2 separate regions of the Homo sapiens genome follow, and region 1 is linked to region 2. A link is a loop called in an ENCODE intact Hi-C map of the cell type or tissue named here. Cell type or tissue: heart left ventricle. All regions are shown on one strand. Links, peaks and the distances in the headings refer to the core of each region. The heading gives the core; the rest is flanking DNA.

Region 1 (6,647 bases), core at 748-5,747, 52 kb before region 2:
CTTTAGCTGGTATCTTTGAAAAAAAAAAATTCTGCTAAACAACCTCAATGAAAATCATAGGCCGGACGCGGTGGCTCACGCCTGTAATCCCAGCACTTTGGGAGGCTGAGGCAGGTGGATCATGAGGTCAGGAGATTGAGACCATCCCGGTTAACATGGTGAAATCCCGTCTCTACTAAAAAATACAAAAAAAAAATTAGCCGGGTGTGATGGCGGGCGCCTGTAGTCCCAGCTACTTGGGAGGCTGAGGCAGGAGAATGGCATGAACCCGGGAGGCGAAGCTTGCAGTGAGCCGAGTTCGTGCCATTGCACTCCAGCCTGGGCGACGGCATGAGACTCTGTCTCAAAAAAAAAAAAAAAAAAAAAAAAGAAGATCATAATGCTCAAAAAAATTTTACATTAATACACTGCTATTATCTAAGGCATTCATGTTCAAATTGCCCTAGTTGTCCCCAAAATGTCCTTTATAGCCACCTCTTTTTCTGATCCAATTTATCAAAAAGGAAACTTAGCTTTTATGATTTGTAATCTTGATATCATCATGCACATTCTCTTCTCAGACTGGGAACAGTTTTCTTTGGCTTAACTAGGAGACCAGGGATCTTGCTGGAGTTCCAGATTTGAGCTCTCTGCCCTTCCTGACTAAGCAGCCCCACAGTGTCCTCACTTGACACATGCTGTTTTATGGGGCGCCACGTCTTCTTCGTTCCTTCTCTCTCCTCTGATCCACTTTTTTCCTTGACCCTATTCTTCTCCTTCGTTTCTTTCTTCCTCATTTTCTTTTTGCCCCTTCTCACTTTCTTCCTTCTTTTCTCCAACCCCCTAGGACACACACAAGACTTGTTCTTATGTGCTGTAATTGGAAGTTGTAAATCAATGGGGTTGAAGGTGGGAGCCACCAAATTGGATTCATTTATGAGTTGGGATAGAGAGTTGGTGGCGGGCCTGAGCTGATGGTATACTGGGGACTGATCCAGCTGTACCCCCCATTGGAGGAGGTTCAGCTGGCTTGAAACAGTGTGAGGCTGAGAGGATACAAGAGTGGCCAGCTCCACTATTCACAGTAGCAAAGACTTGGAACCAACCCAAATGTCCATCAATGATAGACTGGATTAAGAAAATGTGGCACATATACACCATGGAATACTATGCAGCCTTAAAGAAGGATGGGTTCATGTCCTTTGCAGGGACATGCATGAAGCTAGAAACCATCATTCTCAGTAAAATATCACAAGGACAGAAAACCACACGCTGCATGTTCTCACTCGTAAGTGGGAGTTGAACGTTGAGAACACATGGACAAAGGGAGGGGAACATCACATACTGGGGCCTGTTGGGGAGTCTGGGGCTGGGGGATGGATAGCGTTGGGAGAAATACCTAATGTAAATGACAACTTAATGGGTGCAGCAAACCCACATGGCACATGTATACCTATGTAACAAACCTGCACGTTGTGCACATGTACCCTAGGACTTAAAGTATAATTAAAAAAAAAAAAAAGAGTAGCTAGCTCCAGTCCAGGGCAACATCAGCTGTGGAGGACAAGGAAGGGATGGGGTGTGCCAAAATGGGGTAGAAACGACGCTGTGTTGTATTGGAAAGAAAATAGACTTTAAAGTCAGAAAGAAAGGTGAAAATAGCAAGCTTTTACTGACTGGCTGTGTGATCTTGGGAAGGTTATTTAACTCCCTAAGTCTTGTGTGCTTCAACCACAAATGGGAAGAGTATAACCTACCTTGCAGCATTGTGTTGAGGATTAGGGATAATGCGTATTAAAGCAGAGATCCTGGCACACGGTGGTGCTCAGTCAACAGTGGCTGTTAGGTATTTACATGGTGTCCCAGGAAGTGGATGGGGCATCACAGTGAGGGGAGGTGATGGTTGGAAGTTCATGCAGGTGGCCAACATGAGGCTGAGCTGCCAGTGGTTAGAAGGATCTTAGGAATGCAGTGCAGGGCAGGCTTCCTGTTCCTGGGAGGGAAACTTGTGAGTCAGTTTCCAGCGATCGGGAGCAGGGGCCACAGGAACACTCCAGTTCAGAGACATGGGGCTTGGTGTCTGGGAGAGAATCGAAGAGCCAGAACCAAACTGTCTGATCAGGTTCAAATCAATAGCAAGGGCACTTGCGGCTGAGTCATCCGGAGTATCTCTTGTTTTGGGTTAGCATTAGGGAGAAGCTAGGGTTGGGGGAGTGACTGTGGGAGGAGGGCTGGGACTCAAGCTAAGCCTAGTGTTTGTTCTCCTTTTACATCCGCTAGTAGTGTGGTGACCATGATAACATTCCAGAGGCTCTTTTCTTCCTGAGTCCTTGGCCCAAAGTTAGGTAAATTGTCTCTAGGTAGATAATGATGTCCCGATAATGAGCTCAGAGTCCAAACTGCTAGGCTGATGGAGATTCACTCACCTTTTGCCTTGGTCTGCTCAGGCCACCTTAACAAAGTACCATAGACTGGGTGGCTTAAACAGCAGACGTTTATTTCTTACAGCTCTGGAGACTGAAAGTCTGAGATCAGTGTGCCAGCATAGTTGAGCTCTGGTGAGCGCCCGCTTCCTGACTTGCAGACAGCTGCCTTCTTTCTGTGTCCTCACAGGGCAAAGAGGAGTGGGAAGGAGAGGAAGGGAGAAAGAGAGAAGACTGAGAGAGAGAGAAGAAGGGGAGAGAGAGCAAGCTTTCTGGGCTGTTCTTATAAGGGCACTAATCCCATCATGGGAACCCCACCTCATGACGTCATGTAAACCTCCCAGAGGCCCCATCTCCAAATACTATCACATTGGGGGTTAGGGATTCAATATATGAATTTTAGGGGGACACACTTTCAGTTCATAACACCCTCCTTCCATGCCCTCATTCCCAGACACTTGAGAATCCATGTGTAATGAGAGTGTTACCTTGAGGAGTATGCGGCTCCTGCGTATTATATGGAGGCAGAGACAAGGATTCAGAAGCACAGTTCTAGCAGCTTGTCAGTAAGCCACTGCAGGGGAGCTTTGATGAACTCTCATATGGCATAGGTCCTTCCTTTCTACCTACGATTTTTCTTTTTAAAATTTCCTTATTATTTTTATTTGAGAGGCATGAACATGAGGCAAAATATGTTATTTCCTGTTCTTTGTAAAATCTCCAAATTGAGCTGTCTGTAGTCAAAAGTGAGGTAATCTTCTTCTTTTATCCAAAAGATTAACTTATTCTGAGCTTTCCTTCTATCTGAGTCGTGGCTAGGATCAACATACACTTCTTAAATATTCCAATTCCATATCAAGGATAGTGCTCCTCCTTCTCCCTGAGCCACTGGAGGGAGCACCAATGTATTAACAGTTTTCTTTGTTGACTGAATTTGCTTTTTTTAACCTGCTTTCTGAAAGTGCATCACATTACCATCCAAACTTATTGGACATAATTTTTTAAAGTATGTAAGCAAGTAACATATAATCTATTTTACAAATTATGCAGTAAGACATAGTGGGATATAATTTAAGAAGATGCAACTAGCCCTTATTTTTCCACTCTCTGGAGGAATTTCATAACTTTTCACATGTTTGCACTTCCTGTCTCTGATCTGTATCTTCTTTGGCTCCTCTGTCTTGATGCCCCTCCCAACTTCTGTTCACCTAAGTCCTTGATGCCATCAGTGAACATCAGATTCCTTCTTTGGAAGACCAGTGGTTCTCAGAGTGTGCTTTATGGACCAGCAAAGCATACGAGAACTTGGTAGAAAGACATATTCTTGGGCCCCACTGCAGACCTACTGAATTAGAAACTCTAGGGTGAGATGCACCCATTGTGTTTTAATAAACTCTCCAGGTGATTGTGATACACCCTCAGGTTTAAGCATTCCTGCCCTAGAGGAGGAGGCTAGATTCAGTAGGTGTTTCTCCCAGTTGCCCATTTTGACATAAATAATAGCACTTTGTTTTGCTCCTCCTCAGGCATAGAATCCCATAGTTTTAAGTGGAGTGGGATTTTGAGTGGACGTTACCCTGGTCAACTCTCTTTACCGTAGAAGAGAGAGCTTTGCAGATAGTTGCAGTGTTTGGCTGGAGAACCTAGGGCTTTCTATGTCCTTGCTTATAACATGGGCTGTGTCACTTCCTTGAAACTTTAATCAGTGCTTCCTGAGACCAGGGTTCTTTGTAAAATAACTTAAGGAAGTATTCCAGAAGAACCAATAGCATTGGTCTACTCACCTGTGTGTTCTATTAACATTTTAATATTAACAATATTCTGATATTTCAGATGTAGATTGCAAAGCCTCACAATCAAGGGGCTTTTGTCATTGATTCGATTTAATTATCCTAAGGGAAAAAATGGAATGCTTAAACTAGCAAAAGTTCACGTTTCTGTCTTTTTGGCCATGTTTTCCTCAACGAGTGTAAATATATTTGTGCGCATGTGTGTTGATACTGCGTGTTGGAAAGACAGAAGGAGACAGACTAAATTTCTGTTTATAGAAAAATCGTAAGTAATCTGAGGAAGCAGTAATTACTGGAGTTGGCAACAGTTTGAGCACTATCCTGTCCCTTGATCTAACTCTGGCTTTAGAGATAGTTGAATTTAGAATGTTACCTTATGGGCAGTTTCTTTATCTATTTTGTTTCCCCGGTTGGACAATCTCTGTAGTAGAACTAGAGTTTGGTCACTACTTGTATTAGTCTGTTCTTACGCTGCTGATAAAGACATACCTGAGTCTGGGTAATTTATAAAGAAAAAGAGGTTTCATGGACTCACAATTCCACGTGGTTGGCGGAAGGCAAAAGGCACGTCTTACGTGGTGGCAGACGAGATAATTGAGAGCCAAGCAAAAGAGGTTTCCCCTTATAAAACCATCAGATCTCATGAGATGTATTCACTACCATGAGAACAGTATGGGTGAAACCGCCTCCATCATTCAATTATCTCCTTCCAGGTCCCTCCCACAACATGTGGGAATTATGGGAGCTCAATTCAAGGTGAGATTTGGGTGGGAACAAAGCCAAACCATATCACTACTGGATTATGACTCTCTATAATTTGAAAAGAATGGTAGAATTTAAAGAATTTGAAAGCAGTCCGTTTGTTTTCAATATTGGATTGTTCAATATTGATTACCTTGCATATCATGCTTGTTCCCTCCCCATCTTTGTGGGAGTGCAGGAGGCACAAAGAAAGCCTTTAACTGAATGATCTGGTTTTTCTAGATGGCTTAACATTTTTGTATTTGATGGGTCAATAGCCTTGGGTGCTTTAGTCTAGATGCTGAGTGCTCAAAAGGCTAAACACGGAGGAAAACATTCCCCTGTCGAAACACATGATTGATTTGGTAGTGACAAGTGTTTTGGGAGCCAGAGACATGCTAGTGGGTTAAGCAAGGGTTTGTTTGTTTGTTTGTTTGTTTTGCTTTGTTTTGTTTGTTTTGAGAGGAAGTCTCGCTCGTGTCCCCTAGGCTGGAGTGCGATGACATGATCTTGGCTCATTGCAACCTCCATCTCCTGGGTTCAAGTGATTCTCCTGCCTCAGCCTCCCAAGTAGCTGGGATTGCAGGTGCCTGCCACCACGCCTGGCTAATTTTTGTATTTTTAGTAGAGACAGGGTTTCACCATGTTGGCCAGGCTGGTCTACGAACTCCTGACCTCAGGTGATCCGCCCGCCACGACCTCCCAAAGTGCTGGGATTACAGGCGTGAGCCACCGCGCCTGGCCGCAAGTGTTTCTTTAACATGGCCATCTTAAAAGGGATAAAGGATCTTCTAGGAATTTATTTCAGCTGAAAACAGATTGTGATACATTCTTACTTTGGTGTTGTCATCATTTGTTCATTTCTATTTTTTCTTTCTTTCTTCAACAGATATGTCAAATACTATCCTAACATTGAACAAAATAAGTTGTTTAAAAAAAAACACCAAAATAAAAAAGGCAATAACTATTTTTAAACTTATAAAAACAAATCAAGTTTGGCTTGACATAATTATCCCTGGACATAATTATCCCTGCTTCGGCAATTTAGGGAAGAGGATTTCAAGATTTCAAAAGATCCTGGGGGAAAATTAGGTAAGCTCCATGGCCAGAGACTCTAATATAAATACAGTTCGTGAAGGAGGAAGTTAGAAAAACATTTAAATTTAATCCAGTAAAAATGAACAATAAAAACAAAGATGGGAGGGGTGGATCATGATACCAGAGAGTGACTAGAGACATTTTGCTCAGAATTTAAAATAATGTATCCAGAAGCTAGAAAGATTGATGTTTACCTTAGGATAAATACAAAATGGCGTGAATTAGAAATCAGTTTAAGGACTAACAAAGTCAAGTACGAGGTGCCTGAAAACTAGAAAGAAGTGAATACCGTACTGGTTTTTGAAAAGGGAAAAGCTTGACATTAATACCTGGAAAACTGGTGGAGCTGGTTATTAAAGAGATCCTTTGTGAATAGGAAGAAAGCAGTGCTGACTAAGTGGGAACAGGGACTTGCTAAGAGGTCCTGAAGAGCAGGTAAATTCTGGCTTAGAGCCTCCGGAGAGGGGGATCTTTAAATGAGCTCTGTTTGCTCAGCCTTTTTATCAGCATATCTGAGGATGACATAGACCATAACCCTTATCTAGACTTTCCAGGCGTTGCAGGCTTGGGATCCAGAAGGAACGTGAAGGAGGGGGGCTGGTTGAGTGAGATGAAG
Region 2 (6,647 bases), core at 677-5,676:
CTCCATCTCTGGGCTGAGCTGGGGCACGGTCTGAGTCCAGTACAGAGTGGTCTCCCTCCTCTGGCCGCCATCAGAGAGCCCTTTGTTCCCCCGCCCTCCCCTTCCACCAGGATGTGGCGCACACCCCATGAAGGATGGAAATCCCCGTCACACCATAGCACTCAGCAGCCCCACTCTAAAAGCAAAACATCTTCCACCACCTGCCCATCCTGTCTTTATTTCACCTTGGGAAATAAATTGAGGCTGGGATAATTCATCAATTATAAACTGGATTTAAGGGGGAAATCATTCCTCAAATATGAACCTAACATTTTTGTGCTTTAAAGAAGTCACTTATGAAACATAATTTTAATAATCGTAGATTTTAGTTCTTAGTTTCTGTGTCTACCCTTCCCTTCTTCTTAGCGGTTCTAAATGATTGTACCTTTTCATAAGAAAACTGGAGTCACATTCTTGAATGTAAAATAAATTTATAATGTGAACGACTTTGCTCTCCTGACAGTCATGGGTCACTAAGTATGTGAAATGTGGTGTATGTGTGTAAGCATTTTGAGAAAGCAAAGGAGCGTGTCTTTGCTTTATTTTAGCCTCATTTTAGTAAAACTGGTATCAGCTAAGGAACGTTGCCTTTGGCTTGCTTTGTCTTGTTCTGTGGCTGTTTCCAACCCTCTGGTCGTTTCCTTTCCTTCCCTCCTCCCGGCTTTTCCAGGCAGTGCTGAGCGCTAGCTCCAAAGTAACTTGTTAAGAAATACAAATTCTTATTCTTTTAGACTCTGAGAAGAATGTGCATTAAGTGGCAGAGGCACTCTGTCTGTTCCGTCTTGTCTCTCGGTTGTTAGCTATCTCCAGGCCTGGTGATAATCAGGAAAGACAAGACCCAGACTCACCAAGATGCAGCTGTTTTCTCAGGAAGAGTATTTTGTCCATTTCAGCAAAGGGCAGATGGTTATTACAAACCAAAGTCTCCCAAAGGGCTAAGCAGAGTCTCTGAAAGTCTAAGTTAGGTTTAAGGCTAGGTGGGATCACAGTGAAAACAGAAGAGGACAAAAACAAACAAAAAAATGGAGTGAGAAGAAAAAATATCAAAAAACCAAATAACTTTCCTTTGGAGAGAAGGAGAGAGAGACCTACTCACCATGTTCTCTCATCTTCTCCCGTTGGTTACCAACCATTTGCTTGCTTCTCTCTCTCTCTCTGTCGCTCTCGCTGTCACTCGCTCTCGCTCTCGCTCTCACTCTCACTCTCACTCTTGCTTTCTCTCGCTCCCCCTCCCCCTCCCTTCCCTTTCTCTCTCTTTCTTTCTTGACAGGGTCTCACTCTGTTGCCCAGGCTCTGGAGTACAATGATGTGATCACAGCTCACTGAAGCCTCGACTTCCTGGTTTAAGCAATCCTCCTGCCTCAGCCTCCCAAGTAGCTGGGACCACAGATGCTCACCACTGCACCTAGCTAGTTAAAAATTTTTTTTTGTAGAGACAGAGTCTTGCATTGTAGCCCAGGTTGGTGTTGAACTCATGGGCTCAAGCAATTCTCTTGCCTTGGCATCCCAAAGTGCTGGGATTACTTGCGTGAGCCACTGTGCCCGGCTGCTTCTTTCTTTCATGTTTTTAAATGTGCTTATTTATCTATTTTTGAATAGATAATACATTTACATGATTTGACAACCAAAAAGAGTAGCTCATTACATATTCAAAATCCTCCCTCCTATTCTATTCCCCATCAACCCAGGTTTCTTCCTGCCTTTCTCAGGAAGCCAAGTTTCTTTCTTTTCTATGGATTCCTTCCAGAGTTTCTTTAGGCATACTCACATGCAAGCGAATACAAGTATAGATTCTTTCTTTGCTGTTCATATCTATCAATCTTTTCCCTCACATATTTCATTTTCTTTTATTCTACTTTCAATCATCCTTCACTGAGCTTTTTTGGGGAGAAAGACTAGTGGTCGCTTGTTTTGCTTATGCCTGATGCCCTGAACAAGTTCACATGTGTGCTTGTCTTTTTTCCTGCAGATGAGGTGGAAAGTGAGAAATGGTACCTGTCTACAGACTTCCCTTCAACATCCATCAAGACAGAGCCAGTTACAGACGAACCACCCCCAGGACTCGTTCCGTCTGTCACTCTGACCATCACAGCCATCTCCACCCCGTTGGAAAAGGAGGAACCTCCTCTGGAAATGAACACTGGGGTATGCTCAATTTTCGTCTGTTTAAACAGGTTGGATTAAAAGATACAGATAGATCCTCATTCTCCAATAAGGTGTTTAATCTTTTTGGAGTTAGTGGCTGTGTACATTTAAGGACATGCAACTTCATATGTGTGTATATACATATGTATACATTTAATAAGGGTATGTTGATTTGGTGCCAACTTCCTTTAAAGCCATTGTTCGGAAAAAATTAGTAGCTAAGCTGATTTCATTCTCTTTTTGATTACTGTTACAAAATAAAAAACACAGAAAATATCTATGGTAAAAAAAATTTCTCTATGGCACTGATTTTTAAGCAGTGGAAAGGGAGTGATTGAAGTGGTGATGTAATCCATGGCTTACAGTGCATGGCTACTGGGAATGTGAGCTCCTGTGTAATATTTTACTTTCCTAGTGAGATGCTGAGTTGTCCTTACTCAAGTCAGGAATGTCCCACGTATTGATTCATATAATAATATGAATAATATTAACAATATTAATAACATTATAATAATAGTAATAGTAATAATAACACCTATTATTGTGTTACCCGTGGAAAGCATAAGAAATCAGGATTTTTTCCTTACTAGATTCCATGCCTACCGCAAGTAGAATTTAATTCTACTCTACCTTCTTTCTGGATATTTCCAGTGTCTGGCCATGGACCAGCATTGTATTTGTACATCTTCTTGCAAGTGTTGGAAGCCTGTCTTAGCTTCCCTTAAGTTCAAAGCTTCAGGTTATAAACAACAACTTCATTAACATTCCTTAAGTCAGATTTCTTGTGAGCAAGATAGAATGTCTATCTGCAGCCGGGCACGGTGGCTCATGCCTATAATCCCAGCACTTTGGGAGGCGGAAGCTGCAGTGAGCCGAGATCGAGGCACTGCACTCCAGCTTGGGCAACAGAGCAAGACTCTGTCTCAAGAAATAAAAAAAAAGAAAGAAAGAAAAAAAGATGTAGTGTCTACCTGTTCAGAATATGGTAACACAGAATCAGTAGACTCATTAAAGTGTCACTGCTTACTCCCTTGTCAGTCCATCTGTGTAGATGATGAAGGGTTGTAGACAGAGGCCTCTGCAAGTGTGCTAGGATTCCTTTCTCAGTAGCTACCTGAGTCTCTTTATTAGGCTGGGCTCTCTGGTCTATATTAGTCTCCTTGCTCCACAGAATTTTAGTTACTTTATTTATTACTTTTTTTTTTGAAACAGAAGTCTCATTCTGTCACCCAAGCTGGAGTGCAGTGGCATGATGTCAGCCCACTGCAACCTCCGCCTCCCGGGTTCAGTGATTCTTGTGCCTCAGCCTCCCAGGTAGCTGGGATTACAGGCACCAGCCACCACGCCTGGCTAATTTTTGTATTTTTAGTAGAGATGGGGTTTTACCATGTTGGCCACGCTGGTCTCGAACTCCTGACCTCAAGTGACCCGCCCACCTCAGCGTCCCAAAGTGTTGGGATTACAGGCGTGAGCCACATGCCCGGCCTAGTTGAATTATTGTAAAGTATGTAACTAGCAAAGCTCAGAGGCATGGCCTTGCTCCTGTGTATGGGCCAGATAACTTTTCTCCTTTCCCTACCAGGATTTTCGTGATTAGATACCATCAGTCATTAGGAAGCCTTAATAATAACATCATTAATATTAATTATTAATAATTATATTAATTGTATTATAACATTATTAATTATTAATATTAATAAAGTTATATATAAGAGAAAGGATGTGGCTTGGTGCACAGTCCCTACCCCAGGGCAAGCTGGTGGAGGCCTTTGACTCTTTAAAATTTAGTTCCCATTTTCCATGGTGATTGACTCGATTTAAGTGCATTGTGGCTATATGTAATTTACAGGCTGCTTTACGTTGCAGGCAGGGAAAACTCCCAGGCTGGTGTGAGGCTGAACTGGGATAAGAGACCCCCTGGCCCCTCCTTATTCTGCTAAGGTCACCACCTCTTAGAAGGTCTCTTATTTTCTTTCAGTGATCAAATGCACAGTTACGCTCTACAACTAAATTCTGTAGTCTTGGGAATCCTCACCAGTATCAACTATAAGTTGCTTTTTAAAGCCCCCAAAGTGGAGTGAGGATAGGGGGAGTGGAAGCAGTGTTTGGTTCTTACTTTACCCAAACTATGTATAAAGAATAAAGTTAGCAGAATGATGCCACAAAAAAAAAAGTACCAGAATATTTTGTAATAAAATGCCTTTATAGTACTATAAAAACATAGAAAAGAATATTGATATAGTTTTGGGCTTGAGCATTTGGCTTTCAACTTTAGAGTTCTGAGTGTTTTTCTTTTTCTTTTTTTTTCTTTTTTCTTTTTTTTTTTTTTTGAGATAGGGTCTCACTCTGTTACCTAGGCTGGAGTGCAATGGTATGATCACAGCTCGCTGCAGCCTCAAATTCCTGGGTTCAAGTGATTCTCCTGCCTCAGCCTCCCAAGTAGCTGGGACTGCAGGTGCACGCCATCACAACTGGCTAATTTTTGTATTTTTTTGGGGAGACGTTGTCTCACTATGTTACCCAGGGTGGTCTCAAGGAAGTTCTGAAGGTCCTGTCAGCTGTAATGCCAAGTTTGGCAATGAGAAAAAGGTTAAGAACTAAAATGACTCCCTGTCAGGGAAGTTGCCTACACTCAGCTATTCTCCAGGATAGGCAGGGCTGTCCCGAGAGGAAGACACAGGTGACAAATAGCTCTCCTGCATGTGTCTTCAAGGCTGTGATTGGTTTTTAAAAATTGTGTTTGAAATTCTTCCTCCAGGTTGATTCCTCGTGCCAGACCATTATTCCTAAAATTAAGCTGGAGCCTCATGAAGTGGATCAGTTTCTAAACTTCTCTCCTAAAGAAGGTCTGTCTGCCCTCCCTGTGTCCCTTTGGGTTATGGATATGGTCTCTGGGTCTACAGAGAGGGAATATGGCGAGAGAGCTGGGATGAGTTTGTACCACAGATGTTGTAGCTGGCTTTATGAAATAGCTCTGTTCTTAAAAAATAAAAATTTTGCTTCCAAATAAAAATTTTGCAAGCTAACTATTATTTTCCCATATATGCACGTGATTAAATTTCAGCTAAGTGTTACCATACTTTTACTTCTAACCAGGGTGATATTTTTCAAAACTTTTATGGACTGCTACTACAAACACTATCGAACAAGAGAACTGCAGCCCTTATTCATCCAGGCGTGAACCCTACGTAGCCCCACAAATCAACAACCATCTACAAAAGCACCTTGCTTATTTCAAACAACTCTAGTTTCAACTCTTTGTGAAGTAAATTCACAATTAATTATGTGGCCAATTCATTGTTTGTAAACATTGACTTTGAATGACAACTATTGCAAGGAGCCCCCTCTCTATTTGGTCATGTTCATGGTTCACAATTGTGCATCTTTTTGGGCTTCTTGACATCCATCCATTTAGAATTAACACATCCTTGAGGTGATCATACTTTTTTTTTTTTTTTTTTGAGACAGAGTCTCACTCTGTTACCAGGCTGGAGTGCAATGGCACCATCTCGGCTCACTGCAACCTCTGCCTCCCAGGTTCAAGCGATTCTTGTGCCTCAGCCTCCTGAGAAGCTGCAATTACAGGCGTGCACCACCACACCCAGCTAATTTTGGTATTTTTAGTAGAGACGAGGTTTTGCCACATTGGTCAGGCTGGTCTTGAACTCTCAGCCTTAGGCAATCCGCCTGCTTCGGCCTCCTGAAGTCCTGGGATTACAGGCATAAGCCACCACGCCTGGCCAAGGTTGTTATATTTCTATATTTATCTTTCTCTATGTCAGTTTCTTTCTGAGTTTCTCCCTCTTTGTTCTCCTATGAAGCCCATAGTTAGGAATCCTGGATGCAGACCCCTGAGCCTCATGAGGTCTAATGAAGCTCTCTCTGCCTTGCGTATGCAGATTCTCCGGCATACATCCTGCTCTTCTCACTTCTGTGCCTTCACTCATGCCATCACTTCCCTTTTCATTCATACTTTTTATTTATTTATTTTTTGTGTGTGAAACAGGGTCTTACTCTGTTGCTCAGGCTGGAGTGTAGTAGTGCCATCATGGCTCATGGCAACCTCAACCTCATGGGTTCAAGCGATTCTCCCACCTCAGCCTCCCAAGTAGCGGGGACTGCAGACATGCACCACCACGCCCAGCTAAATTTTGTATTTTTTGTAGAGATAGGGTTTCACCATGTTGCCCAGGCTGGTCTGAAACTCCTGAGCTCAAGTGATCCTCCCATCTTGGCCTCCCAAAGTGTTAGGATTAAAGGCATGTGCCACCTCACCCGGTCCCATTCATACTTTCAGTACAAATTTCAAAGTACAGTTCACTACTGTGGTCAACAAATAAGAAATTGGCTTATACAGTTGTCACCGAAAAGGTATATTTGCTACGGTATATAAATGTGAGGATGTTTACATATGAGCACTTCTCATGAAAATATCGTCTGTCTTCATTCCATTAGAAACTAAC

The links. Peaks named below come from ENCODE experiments on the same cell type or tissue, not always from the same donor. Only the 100,000 strongest peaks of a DNase experiment are listed, where the experiment ranks them.
Region 1: it touches region 2 in a loop (1.8-fold over the local background); 4 of 110 quality-filtered maps call a loop at or near these places.

What each region holds. Positions count from the first base shown.
Region 1 is chr7:137,963,063-137,969,709 of GRCh38, reverse strand. The region is part of intron 1 of CREB3L2 (cAMP responsive element binding protein 3 like 2); the gene reads left to right. Among named protein-coding and RNA genes, the nearest start is that of CREB3L2-AS1, 13 kb to the right of the region's middle. In heart left ventricle, for the core only: a CTCF peak has its summit at 3,288 (motif pointing right); no DNase peak of the experiment used is centred there; H3K27ac peaks cover 1,107 bases.
Region 2 is chr7:137,911,374-137,918,020 of GRCh38, reverse strand. It overlaps CREB3L2 (cAMP responsive element binding protein 3 like 2), which reads left to right. Exons shown (of 12, transcript NM_194071.4): 3 at 2,009-2,184; 4 at 4,943-5,030. Among named protein-coding and RNA genes, the nearest start is that of CREB3L2-AS1, 39 kb to the left of the region's middle. RefSeq lists an enhancer at 720-769. In heart left ventricle, for the core only: no CTCF peak of the experiment used is centred there; no DNase peak of the experiment used is centred there; H3K27ac peaks cover 597 bases.